Linked DNA regions of Homo sapiens: region 1 is linked to region 2. The links are chromatin contacts, found by Hi-C or POLR2A ChIA-PET in ENCODE. All regions are on one chromosome and are shown on one strand. The core of a region is the stretch at or near the end of the contact, and the rest is flanking DNA. Distances in the headings are between cores, read along the strand shown.

What was found. A loop is a pair of places that touch in the nucleus more often than their neighbours do. ChIA-PET counts read pairs that join two places held with the same protein, here RNA polymerase II (POLR2A). Pooled maps may share reads with other maps.
Region 1: a loop to region 2 is called in a pooled map, with 2.1 times the contacts of the local background. The contact joins the promoter of RNPEP here to the enhancer-like site in region 2. A Hi-C loop is called at or near these places in 1 of 50 pooled maps. POLR2A ChIA-PET finds 5 or more read pairs at or near these places in 2 of 52 experiments (MCF 10A and OCI-LY7).

What each region holds. Positions count from the first base shown.
Region 1 is chr1:201,977,871-201,983,971 of GRCh38, reverse strand. RNPEP (arginyl aminopeptidase) reads right to left here and starts at 1,324. Exons shown (of 11, transcript NM_020216.4): 1 at 859-1,324. The coding sequence starts at 1,305. It overlaps SNORA70H (small nucleolar RNA, H/ACA box 70H), which reads right to left and starts at 5,511; the gene lies at 5,377-5,511. It also overlaps the pseudogene RPL10P4. RefSeq lists a silencer at 739-1,418 and an enhancer at 1,629-1,688.
Region 2 is chr1:201,403,508-201,410,099 of GRCh38, reverse strand. TNNI1 (troponin I1, slow skeletal type) reads left to right here. Exons shown (of 9, transcript NM_003281.4): 9 at 850-6,316. LOC101929343 (a long non-coding RNA gene) reads right to left here. Exons shown (of 2, transcript XR_241172.3): 2 at 3,731-6,592. Among named protein-coding and RNA genes, the nearest start is that of LAD1, 7.5 kb to the right of the region's middle. RefSeq lists enhancers at 1,749-1,828, 5,792-5,841. Within about 2 kb of position 4,444, at least 6 of the 41 ENCODE cell types and tissues checked have a DNase peak (open chromatin) inside an H3K27ac peak, as active enhancers do.

The DNA.
Region 1 (6,101 bases), core at 75-2,574, 580 kb before region 2:
ACGAGAGTGAGACTCTGCCTCAAATAAATAAATAAAAGATTAAACTGTAAGCAAGCAGTTTACTATGAAACTTGCAACCAACTCTACCTGAGAGATAACTGGCAGCCACAGCCTAAGGACTCTCCAGGAAGGATTTTCTGACTCTTACAGACATAAGCCACATAACTCCATCCTCTTATTTCCAATATTTGCCCCGTCCCGAAAAAAAATTAAAGAGTTAACCAACAGTGAGAAGGCCAAATTATTATAATGCTTATAGCACCCTAATTCCAGTTCTCACTTTTACTCAAATTCTTTCGTTAATCAAATCCAGGACTTCACAGGAGGAAACAAAAACAAAGATAAGAGCTTTAACCGTGGAACTAGAAGGCAACACAGAACAAAGAGCTAGATCAACATCTGGCTAATTCTAGAGCCACCATAAAGCAGAGATAAGGTGGCTGATAATCAGGTACCTCGGCCCAAAAGTCCAAGAGGGCACTAAGTGAAGTGCATGAACAACAGGTCATCTAGAAAGCCACGGAAAATGTTAGAAACGGCAGTGTGCGATGAGCGGGAATGCGGCGCAATCTGGACAAGCCTCCAGGGCCAGGGAGGAGACGCGGAAGGACGGAAAGGGTGAAGGATGCACCGCCCAGTGGCTGGAGGAAGTCCAGAAGGAAACCAGGCAGCCCGGGAGGAAAAGAGGAAGCAAGGGGAGGAGGCCTAGAGGCGGCGCGCGGGGAGTAGGCCCCTCTAGGGACGCTCTGGAAGGGTCCTCCCTGTCCCTCCTCCCGGGTGGGGTAGGTGAGGGTGCAGGGCGGCTGGGGGCCGGAAGGGCAGGCAGGCAGCGGCGGGCGCAGTCTGGGGCGCACTCACCCCGGGTCCCTCCCCGACGCGGTAGGTGAGCAGCACCTGGAGGCGCTCGGCGGCGCGGCAGGGCTGCGGGAAGGACACGCACAGGGCCTGGCCATAGTGCGAGAAGGGCTGCGTGTAGAAGCTCACGGGCTCCGCAGGCGGCTCCTCCGAGCCGGGCCGCTCCCGCCGCAGCGCCGCCGCCGTCACCTCCAGGCACGGGTGCGAGTCCAGCCGCAGCTCGGCGGCGCCCTCGGGCTCCAGGCAGCGCAGGTCCAGGACCGCGGTGCCGCTCAGCCCCCGGCTCCCTGCGCCGGGCCCTGGAGGCCCGAACTCAGCCCGCAGGTCCAGGTGCAAGTGCAGCAGCTCAAAGGCCCGGAAGTTGGAGGCCGAGGCCACGTCCACAGCCTGCGCGGAGTGCAGCGGCCGCCGGGCCGCGCCGCTGCCGGGGGAATGCTCGCCGCTCGCCATGGCCGCAGAGCCGTTGCTCACCGGCCGGGCCGCGAACCCGAGGGGAGCCCCGCCCCGAGCGCCGCGGGCCCGCCCCCGCCGCGCGGGCCCCGCCCCCGAAATCTGCTCCCGACCGCATCCCCTCCCTGCGCTTTACCGCCCACTCTTCTAGCTGCACCCGTGCCTCGGGACTTAGGACAAAAGAGGCCGGTGGGATCGTGTGGCCCACGTTTGCCCACCCATATCCTACTGAGGTGTTCCAGTCGTCCCGGTGGGGCACCCTTCTCTGCTGACCCTTCCTGCTGCCTCATCTAGGCAGTGGCGTGGACTGAGCCCTGGCTGGGAAGGTCTGAGTTCCAGATCTCACACCCTGCGATAGGCCAGTTGTTAGAACTGTGTGTCACCTTGGGCAAGTCGCACAAGAAACATGAATCTTCCCGAGCCTTTTTCTGCACCAGTATAATAGAGTCATAATATCTGTGTATCTCACGAAGTAATGTGAGAACTCTACCAGGTAACCTGTCTAACACACTCAGCAAACAGTGAAACCCTGCACAACTTCACGGAATTCACACTGGATCGAGCCTCGTCCCCCAGCAACTCCAGGCACGCCTATCTTTCTATTGTTGGGTTAAGGGACAGGAATCAGCACCGCGCAATTTAAGGCCTGGCTGTCCATCGCATGTCACTTCTATTTCCCTTACTGTATTGTACCGCTTATTGAGCTAGGGTATTCTCCGCTGAATACTTTGTTTCTCTTCTGTACCAGTGGGTTGCAATGGGCCTTCTATGAATAGGAGCTAATCAATGATGATGTTTTTACCGTTCAGCTAGGAAATGAGATTTTTAAAAAGAACAATGTAGGGAGTTTTTCATTAAGGGAAATAGTATTCCGTTCTGTGCTTCCTAGTTTTGTAGAGTTGAAATTATTTTATTTCATGAAATAATGCTTATGGTAGATAATGACTTTAATATTCCATGTAAGTTCAATGTCAGGGTTTTTTGTTTAACTCCAGAAACCTTAGAAACCTGCTTTTCTGTAGCATTGAGAACAGCGCTTGGTACATATTAGACGTTGAATACTCCTATCTTGAAATTATTCAGTCTTCGATGCAATGCACTTTTGCTGAGTATCTGCTAGACACCAGTTGTTAAGCTAAGTGCCTGGGGTACAGTTTGAATAAGTCCGGCACAATTCCTCTTCCTATGGTGTTCATAGCCTAACTCACATTTTAGCAGACGCACAAGAAAACAGGTCACGACACTTCCACGTGCTGCGCTTGATACGGGAAGAAAAGGATGCTGGGGAGCACAACGAAGAGATGCCTAGCCTGATCCTTCTAGTTAAATATTGACAGAGGAAGAGGATGTCATCCTTAGCTAAAGGGTAAAAGATTTTAGGCTGGGTGTGGTGGCTCACGCCTGTAATCCCAACACTTTGGGAAGCTGAGGCAGGAGGATCGCTTGAGCCCAGGAGTTCAAGATGAGGCTACGCAACAGAGGGAGACCCCCTCTCTACAAAAACATTTTAAAAAATTAGCTGGGTGTGGTGATGCACACCTGTGGTCCTGGCTACTCAGAGGATGAGGTAGGGGTATTGCTTGGGCCCAGGAGGTCAAGGCTGCAGTGAACCATGATCATACCACTGCACTCCAGCTGGGGCAACAGAGAAAGACCCTGTCTCAAAAAAAAAAAAAAAAAAGATTTTAGGAATTATATTATTTCCCCTTATAGCCTTACTTCTTCCTGGGAATACCAGGAACCTCATTTCCACTTCCGCCTCCCTGCATGGCTCCCACACTGTCTAGTTTGCCTCAGAACTGGCCTGTAGATGGCCTGTAATAACTTACAGTGGAGAGATTCAGGAATTCAGAGAATTCAGGATTGTAGAAAGGGGACACTGTGGGCACAGCCCACCTCTCCCCCAGTTCATTTTCATTATTTATTATTTATTTGTGAATGCTTAGAATGCAACATATGTTGGACATTTCAAAATAATGGCCACAAATTTTCCATTCCTGATTCTATAGATTTAAAAGTTACAGGGCCGAGTGCAGTGGCTTATGCCTGTAATCCCAGCACTTTGGGAGGCTGAGGCTGGTGAATCATTTGAACTCAGGAGTTCAAGATCAGCCTGGCCAACATTATGAAACACCATCTCTACTAAAAATACAAAAAATTAGCCGGGCAGTAGTGGCACACACCTGTAATCTCAGCTACTCGGGAGGCTGAGGCAGGAGAATTGCTTGAGCCTAGGAGGCAGAGGTTGGAGTGAGCCAACATTGCGCCACTGCACTCCAGCCTGCATGACAGAGTGAGACCCTGTCTCAAAAAAAAAAAAAAAAAACAGTAAAAAGTTACAATAAATTATTAGCAAAAATAAAAATAAAGCTACCTATAGACATGTTTTAGTTAAATTGAAGAAAACCAAGACATAAAGATCTTACAGCAGTGGAAGAAAAGAGACAGATTATCTACAAAAGAATGGCAATTAGAAATTGGACCAAGGTGCCAGGTATGTTGGCTCACACCTATAATCCCAGCACTTTGGGAGGCCAAGGCGGGCGGATCACCTGAGGTTGGGAGTTCGAGACCAGCCTGACCAACATGGAGAAACCCTGTCTCTACTGAAAATACAAAATTAGCCAGGCATGGTGGCGCATGCCTTTAATCCCAGGTACTCCGGAAGCTGAGGCAGGAGAATCACTTGAACCTGGGAGGCGGAGGTTGTGGTGAGCCGAGATCACGCCATTGCACTCCAGCTTCGGCAACAAGAGCAAAACTCCGTCTCAAAATAAGAAATTGGACCAAGGGCAGACCTCTCATTAGCAACATACAAGCTGGAGACATTATCTTCAAAATACTGAGAAAAAAAAGCCAACTGTCAAATTGGAATTGTATACCCAACTAAACTATTATTTGGTCATGTGCAGTGGCTCAAGCCTATAATCCCAGCACTTTAGGAGGCTGAGGCAGGAAGATCTCTTTAGCCAAGGAGTTCCAGACCAGCCTGGGCAACACAGGGAGACCCTGTCTTTATAAAAATAAATAAAATTAAAAATGAACTACTGTTAAAAAGTAAGGGAAAACAGATTTTTAGATAAAAATTGAGAGTATTTACCATCCATAGACTCCTAACGAAGAAATTCTAAAGGAATTCTTTTTTTTTTTTTTTTTGAGATGAAGTCTCGCTCTTGTCCCCCAGGCTGGAGTGCAATGGTGCGATCTCAGCTCACTGCAACCCCCGCCTCCCGGGTTCAAGCAATTCTCCTGCCCCAGCCTCCTGAGTAGCTGGGATTACAGGCGCCTGCCACCATGCCTGGCTAATTTTTGTATTTTAAGTAGAGACGGGGTTTCACCATGTTGGCCAGGCTGGTCTCGAATTCCTGACCTCAGGTGATCCGCCTGCCTCGGCCTCCCAAAGTGCTGGGATTACAGGCGTGAGCCACTGTGCCAGGCCAGGAATTATTTCAAGAAGGAAAGGAATCACTGAAGGAAAGAATGAGATGCAAAAAGGAACAGTGAGCAAAAAAAGTAGATAAATTTAAACAACTGTATAAAACAACACTAATAATATACTAATAATGTTTATGTGAGGGAATCAGGATAAAACTAAAATAACAGACTAAAAGTACATAAGAGAGAGGGGTAACTGAAGTTAAAGCATTTTTTTTTTTAGGTGGACAGAAAGTAGAATTTATTGGTGAGTATTAAGAGGGGGCAGCACAGTGGAAGCCCTCATGAGTGCAGGACCCGCCACTTGTCCAGAGGGCCATGATTGGGAATGTACTTGACCCATCTGGGATGAGCCGCTTCTCAGCCACCATGTCTTCAAATTAATTGGCATTGAACTTGGTGAAGCCCCATTTCTTTGAGATGTGGATCTTCTGGCGGCCAGAAAACTTGAACTTGGCCCTGCGCAGGGCCTCAATCACATGCTCCTTGTTCTGCAGCTTGGTGTGGATGGACATAACTTGGCCAATGTGAACCCTGGCCACAGTGCCCTGGGGCTTTCCAAAGGCACCTCGCATGCCAGTTTGGAGCCTACATTGGGGTAGTGTAAGGTCAGAAACATGAACATCCATCTGAAAGGACTGTCTCCAAGGTCCCTTAGAGCAACCCATACAACAAACAGGCTGCATACACTACCAAGGAAGCTGCTATTTACAGCCATTGCACACTGGGCCCCCATGAGGAAAGGAACTCAGTCGGCTTAATTGGCTGCAGGAAGTTAAAGCATTCTAAGCTCCTTGTATTATCAGATGGAGAGTAGGGATAAATGTGAGATCTTAAGTATCTGTATTAAAGTTTTAAAGGAAACCACTTAAGTAATATAAATTGAAGACAGTATATAACTCATAAGCCAATAAATGGGGAAATATGTAGTTTAAAAAAAAAAAGCAAAAAACTTGGCCGGGCACAGTGGCTCACACCTGTAATCCCAGCACTTTGGGAAGCTGATGTGGGCAGATCACCTGAGATCAGGAGTTTGAGACCAGCCTGGCCAACATGGTGAAACCCCATCTTTACTAAAAATATAAAAATTAGCCCGGTGTGGTGGCGGTAATCCCAGCTACTCAGGAGGCTGAGGCAGGAGAATCACATGAACCCGGGAGGCGGAGGTTGCAGTGAGCTGAGATTGTGCCACTGCACTCCAGCCTGGGCAACAGAGTGAGACTTTGTCTGAAAAAAAAAAAAAGGAAAAGAAAGAGTAAGACAGGATATTATTACTTCAAATCGAGGAGGCAGAAACCTGGGATGGTAAGTAGTTCACAAATACCTAGGTATAATTCACAAATACCTAGGTATAGTTCACA
Region 2 (6,592 bases), core at 3,195-5,694:
ATGAAATTGGGGGCTGTATCAAATCAGTGGTTCTCCAAGTGTGGTCCTGGGACCAGCAGCGTCTACATCACCTGGGATGCAAATGATCAGCCCCCACCCCAGATCCACTAAATTGGAAACTCTGGGGTGAGGCCAGCCTTCTAGGTGATTCTGATGCACATGAGAGTTTGAGAACCACTAGGTTAGAGGGTCCCTGGGATCCCTTCATCTCTGACTTTCTGAGAATCTATGCACTTTTAAATACCTCCTGGTGATGTCCTTTATTTGTGCTCCCTGCGAAGTACCCAGCACTCACAGTACCTGTTCCCAAGGAGCTACCACTCACAGAAGCTAAGACTTCCCACCATCTGAGGAAATAGCTGGAGAAACTGGGCAAAGCAAGGAAATCAGGCCACGTAAAACCCTCTACGGAAGTGCTGAGAGAATGTGCAATAGGGCAGGCATCCACCAGACAGCACTGGTCAGAGCAGGCTTTCTGGAGAGGAGGAGCTCTCTGAGGATGCGACGAGCGAGTGTTAGCTGATAAAGGGAAGGGCATGTTGAAGGGCTGATGGTGCAACAGAAGCATGGAGGTGGGAATTAAGCAGCCACAGAGTAGCATGGCAAGGCTAGGTAAGAGCTGAGGGCCGCAGTGTGGAGGAGCGGTGTGAGGGGTCCCAAAAGGGGAGCAACTGTGCCCGAGGGCCGAGAAGCTGAGGTTTTGTAGGAGCCCTTATGAATGAAGATCCAGTCCGGGGTGCGCTAGGGCTGAGAAGCCCTGGGGACTGCATGTGCTGTAGGTAAGTCAGGGATTCATGCGCTGCACACAGGTCCCCGGGAACTGATGGCTTTGCCTCTTTGTCCCTACAGGCCAGCTTGCTGTGCTGCGCTCTGAGCTCCTGCTTCATGCTTCTTCTCCAACCCAGCTCACTCACCTCTCTGCCTGTGTCTGGAGCATCCCTTCCCACCTCTCCCCCACTTCTTCCCTCCAGCCTGCATGCCCTCCTCTGGAACTGGGATTAAACAGATACCCAAGAGGCAGGAAAAACGCGAGTGTCTGAAGACCTCACCCTGGCAGGGTGGGCTTCTATCCACCCATGAGGCACCTGGGGCTTCTCAGCCACCCCGTGGTGTAACAAGTGGAGGAGGAGGAGGGGGTGAGAACACCTTTCCTCCAGCCCTGTGCCACACTCCTTCTATGTGTGTACAGTGTCCACAGGCATCACACCTTCTTCATTAAAAACCCAGTTTCCTGGTCATTTCTGCAGCTCTGACTGTGAGCCCTGAGAAGAAAGGGAAGACTTGGGGCTTGGGAAGAGAGGGCTGTGCTGGGCTCCAGTCACCCTGTCTGCAGTCCGGAGCTCGGGATCTGAAGGGAGGGCTAAGGAATTGGTGGCTGCTTGCCAGGGTCCCCTGGGGCCCCTTCTGCCCAGTCCCTGTGACGTCACACTGCACACACTCACCACCCAGGATGCTCAGCTCACCAGAGCCCTGACCTCCGAGAAATGACCCCGTCCTGCCCCTGACTCTGGCCATCAGAAGAGGCCTCTCCATTAAGAGCCGCTTCTCCTGCCGGCTTTCATACTCTCCTTCCTCTGCAAACCTGGATTAACTCTCCCTGATGTGTGCTGGGTTGAGAGGTCAGGGCACTTTCAATCCCTCACCTAGTCCTGCTGCACAGGGCAGGAGGCCTCACAGAAGAGATACTTGCAGTTCCAGGCCTGGCCACCAGGTGACGCCTTCCTTCTCTCCTGGGCTCTCCTGTCCCTCCGGCCTCTGCTCTCCCCACGTTCACCCACCCTCCTCCCAATTGTTTCCCCTTCACACTCCTGCACTGGTCCTATCCCCCAGGACTGATTCTTTCCCGGAGATGGGGTGGCCACTTATCTGTCCTCTGGATCAGGTCCTTTCTCCATCCCACTACCTCCTGGGTCCAAAGCCTGGTGAGAGCATAGGGCCTTCTGGGGTGGAAGGGGGGTCTGGGGCAGCCTCTCTTCCCCCAACATACTCACTAGAGTGGCTCCTGTGAAGCAGAGACCAAAGTTCTGACTTTTCTTTTTCCTTTTTTTTTTTTTTTTGAGATGGAGTCTCGCTGTGTCACCCAGGCTGGAGTGCAGTGACGCGATCTCGACTCACTGCAACCTCCGCCTCCCAGGTTCAAGCGATTCTCCTGCTTCAACCTCCTGAGTAGCTGGGATTACAGGTGCGTGCCACCACACCCCGCTAATTTTTGTATTTTTAGTAGAGACAGGGTTTCACCATGTTGGTCAGGCTGGTCTCGAACTCCTGACCTCGTAATCTGCCCACCTCGGCCTCCCAAAGTTCTGGGATTACAGGTGTGAGCGACCACATCCGGTCAAGTTCTGACTTTTCAGGGCAGTGGGATGGTGACTTCTGAGCTAAGCCTGCAAGGGAAGTGGCTGTTCCCAGACCTGGGGTCCCTTGGCTTTTCGACCACCCTAGCACTGGCCCTAGGAGGGGCTGAGTTATCAGAGCAGCAACCCTTCTACCCACCCTACTGAGTCCCCATTCTACCTTCGAATCCCATGTATTATCTTCCATAAGTGCCAGAAATTGGTACAAAGTGCAGTGCCAGCTGCTCCCCAGGGCATGGTCTGGCTCTCTGGGCTGCTGGGCTGCCAGCCCCTTTCAGAAAGCATGGCAGTGGGAACCAGCAACTTGGGCTACCTTAGGGGAAGCAGCACTCTGCCCAGGGTTCTTGCTATAAATAGGTCAGTGGGCAGAGAGGCAGATGTGTGCAAAAAGCACAACCCCAATCACACACAGAAACCCGTAGGCACGGACACACCCAGTCTCAATGCACGAAGTTGGAGAACCTGACAGGGCTGGTCCAGGCCACAGAGGATGGGGTTAGGCTTCATGCCTTCATGCCCAGGCAGCCACAGAAACCCACTCTTCCCCGCCTCACAGGGCTCCTCCGGTTGGCCTGGATCCAAAGCGATCTCCTTGTTTCACCTCTTTCCAGCTCTTCCCTAGAGCCTGGCCCCAAGTTCCAGAGTCAAATCCCAGTTTTGCAGTCAACTATTAACCTGGGGCCCTGGCAGATTGGGGTATCCACCCAGTCATGTAAAGGCAGGAGACCTGCTCTGGGCCTGACTCAAAGCAAACACGTGGGTGCAGAAGACCCATGGGAGGAGGAGGTGGGGCCCACTCAACACACCTAAGCCAGTGGCCCTCTAGGAGGGGCAGAAGAGCCAACCAGAGGGTTCCTGGAGGTCATCGGGTTCCTCCTTCTGCTTCCAGGCAGCAACAGACCTAATTCATCTCCTGTGAGGATGGAGCAAGGGCGAATATAGGCATAGACATATCTGGAGCGCAAGGATTGAGAGGCCCTGTGGACAAGGGGAAGGAGAGCTTGGGGGTGGGAGAGGGATCTATGGAAGGGGCTGTTGTAGCCAAGAATGGGGCCTGGGCTGGGGGCCTGGCCTCTGGAGAGCCCTGATTCTACTCCAGTCTTCTCTCACCATGGAGACAACACCAGTAGAGCTGGGAGCTGGGGCCTGCCACTGAGTAACAGCTCACACATGTAGCACACTTATGCGTCAGGCACCAGCATGTACACCTTAATTTATTTAACTTTCACAACAACCCTAGGAGAAAGGTACAGCTACTATTCTCATGGTACAGTGGGGAAAACTGAGGCACAGAGAGGTTAGGGACTTTTCATGATCACACAGCTAATAAGTGGTGGTCCCAGGATTCAACCCAAGAAGTCTGTTAGAATCCATACTCTTATCGACTATTTTAATAACAGCATTTCAATAATAGTAATATGTGATGTTAAATGCTTTATCTGAGTTATATCATTGCATTCTCACAAAAATGGTACATTTGTTAGCTCAAATTTACAGATGAGGAAATGGAGGCCTGGAGAGTTCAAGTAGCTCACTCTAAGTTACAGGGTTTGCTAGCTGCAGACTGGAGACTAGATCTCAGGTCACTCTGCCTTGGGGTTGCCCTTTTCTGAGATCAGACTGGCCTTAACAGAGCCCAACTTTCTTGGAAGGACACAGCTGGGGGTCGAGGGTCCTGCATATGCACCTGGGGAGTCCCCACACACCCGCACCAAAGGGGAAACATTCAAAGGAGATGCAGGTGACATACAGATGGGCTAAGGTGAGGCCTTCCTCCAACATGGGGCCCTGGCTGAGAGTGGAGGGATAGGGTGCTACTTGGGGGATATCTATTACTAATCAGCACACAATAGCTGGGTGGGCACCCCCTCTCTCTGCAGCTGGTGGAGATGGGCCTGGTGCTCCTCTCTGCTTGGTAGGAATGACCAGGGCAGGATGCCACCTGCTACACTCTTGCCTGTCCCAGAGCCCTTGGGAGACCAGCTGTTGCTCCCACCTTTCCCCACAGGGTGCCCGGTCCCCACGGCGCAAGGAGGCCAAGCTCAGCTGTGTGTCTGAGCCCACTCAGCAGCAGGCATGATCAGGGCAGGGCCCAGCGCTAAGGGCTGCTGGGGCTAAAGTGCCTTGCTGAAGGAGGGGCAGAGTTAAACATTAGCCACAATGGCCCCCCGCGAAGTGAGTCATACTCCCCACAAGTCTCTGGGCTGGGCAGCCGGGGGCGGGGGGGTTAGCTTCGTTCCAGGTGGGTGACCAAGCTGCGGAAGCCCAGGACAGTTCGCTGGGACCAGTGCTAATGGCAGCTTCTGCTCCTGACCCCCATCAGGTCTCTTTCCTCAGACATCCCCAAAGCTTGTCTGCCTGTGGGTCTTTCATTAAAGGTGACGGGCAAGGGTTTTCTCTTCCTTCCAAGACACACTTCTAGGCTGGCTTGTGGGTCCCCTGAGACGAAGGCTGAGCAGGGTGAGCCTCGAAAACCCCATAGCACTGGCCCAGAGCACTGCGGTCAATGTCCGAAGGACCAGAGAGGGAGGGTGACTTGCTCAAGGTCACAAACCTAACTGGAGCTAGGAAGTAGGTCCCCAGACTCCCAGTCTGAGGAAATTGGATGTGGACAGGGCTTTGGTCTCCTGGCCAGAGGCAAACGCCCAGGGATCTGAACAGGCTGCCCATCTCTGGCCTCAACTCAGCACCCCAACTGGCTCCAGTGCCAACCATTGGCCTCTCTCACTGGTTGGCACAGGCTGGGTGAGCCTGGCCCTTTGCCCTGGGTTCAGGAGAGAGGTATGGCTTTGCCTGGCAGTCAGGGGAGGTGTTCCAACCTGGGAGCCCCTGGGGGAGGAGCGTGTGTGTGAACGCTTGTGCCTGTTCATCAGAAGGGGTGAGCATGGTGTGTATGCGTGGGCATGCAGAATGCAGGGTGATGACCTGTCTGCCCGCCCTGAGTGTCACAGACACCTGTGTGTCCCCTGTACTAGTGCCTCCCAGATGCTCTTCTCCTGACTGGCTCTTTGTGACCTAAATTTCAACTGCTCCACCCCACAAGGAGGAAACCAGGGCCACAAATGTAGTGAGATTTTCATAAAGCTAAATGTATTCAGTGGAAACGACCTTCCTCTGATCTAAAAGCATGCATGCCTTTGTTTTATTACTGGAGTATTAAATTAGCCCTTACTTATGGAATAGGAGGACAGTAGGTGGCAATTGTTTTCTAATGCTCTTACTTCACAAAATAAAATGGTGGCAGCACAATGTCAGTATTTATATTACACAATATTATTAGTTTGTAAAAACCGAAAGCCAGGGAGCTTACTGCCCTGGATTCTTTAGGGCGTGGGTCTTATCACCTCATTCATTTCTTCCCTTCCCCTAAGAGTGCCACAAGCATGGCAGTTGCTCAGCTGAGACACATGAATGGGAACAGAACTGAAATATCAGGATGTGACCTCGAGCCAGCTGGTTGGGGCTGGGGATCCCCCTGGATCTCCACTCTGTCCTGTCCGAGAAAGGGGAAGCTGCCCTATGAGTCTTTTTTCTGGGGGATTCCAGAGGTTGAACGTCTGTTCTGAGGCTCCTCAGAACCTCGAGGGAGGGGACGAGAGAGATGACCCCTTGCCCAACCACTGGCTGAAAAATCTTGAAATTCCCTGACTTTGACCAGGGAATTCCCAGTTGTGCTAAGCCCTGCCTGGTGGAATGTCCCTGGAGGAAGTAACCAGGACACGCATACGTTTTTAATGTACGTATAAAGAATCGTAAAGTGAACACCCATCTGCCAACCACTCATTTTAAGAACTAGGATATGGCACATACTTTTGAAGCCCTTATGCGTCCCTCCCCAATCACAACCCCTTCCTCTCCACAAAGGTAAATACAATCCTCAATTTTGTGTTTGTTATTCTCTTGGTTCTCTTCATAATGTTACTACGTATTTATGAATTCCTAATACATCATTCAGTTTTGGATCTTTTTGTAAACCTTACTTAAGTGCATGCATTTTGCTTTTTCCCCTTCAATGTTAAGGTTGTAAATTCATCCCTATTGATAATTGTAGTTCATTCATTTTCACTGCCATGAAATGATGAAATGATGAAAACACCATTCATTCCCTTTCCTGCTGATAGACATTTAGATCTCTGCCACTACCAATTGTGCTGATTTGAATATTCATGAGTCTCACTTCTGATGCTCATGTTCAAGAGCTTCTCTACCCAGGAGTGCAACTGTTGGGTCGACAAGAA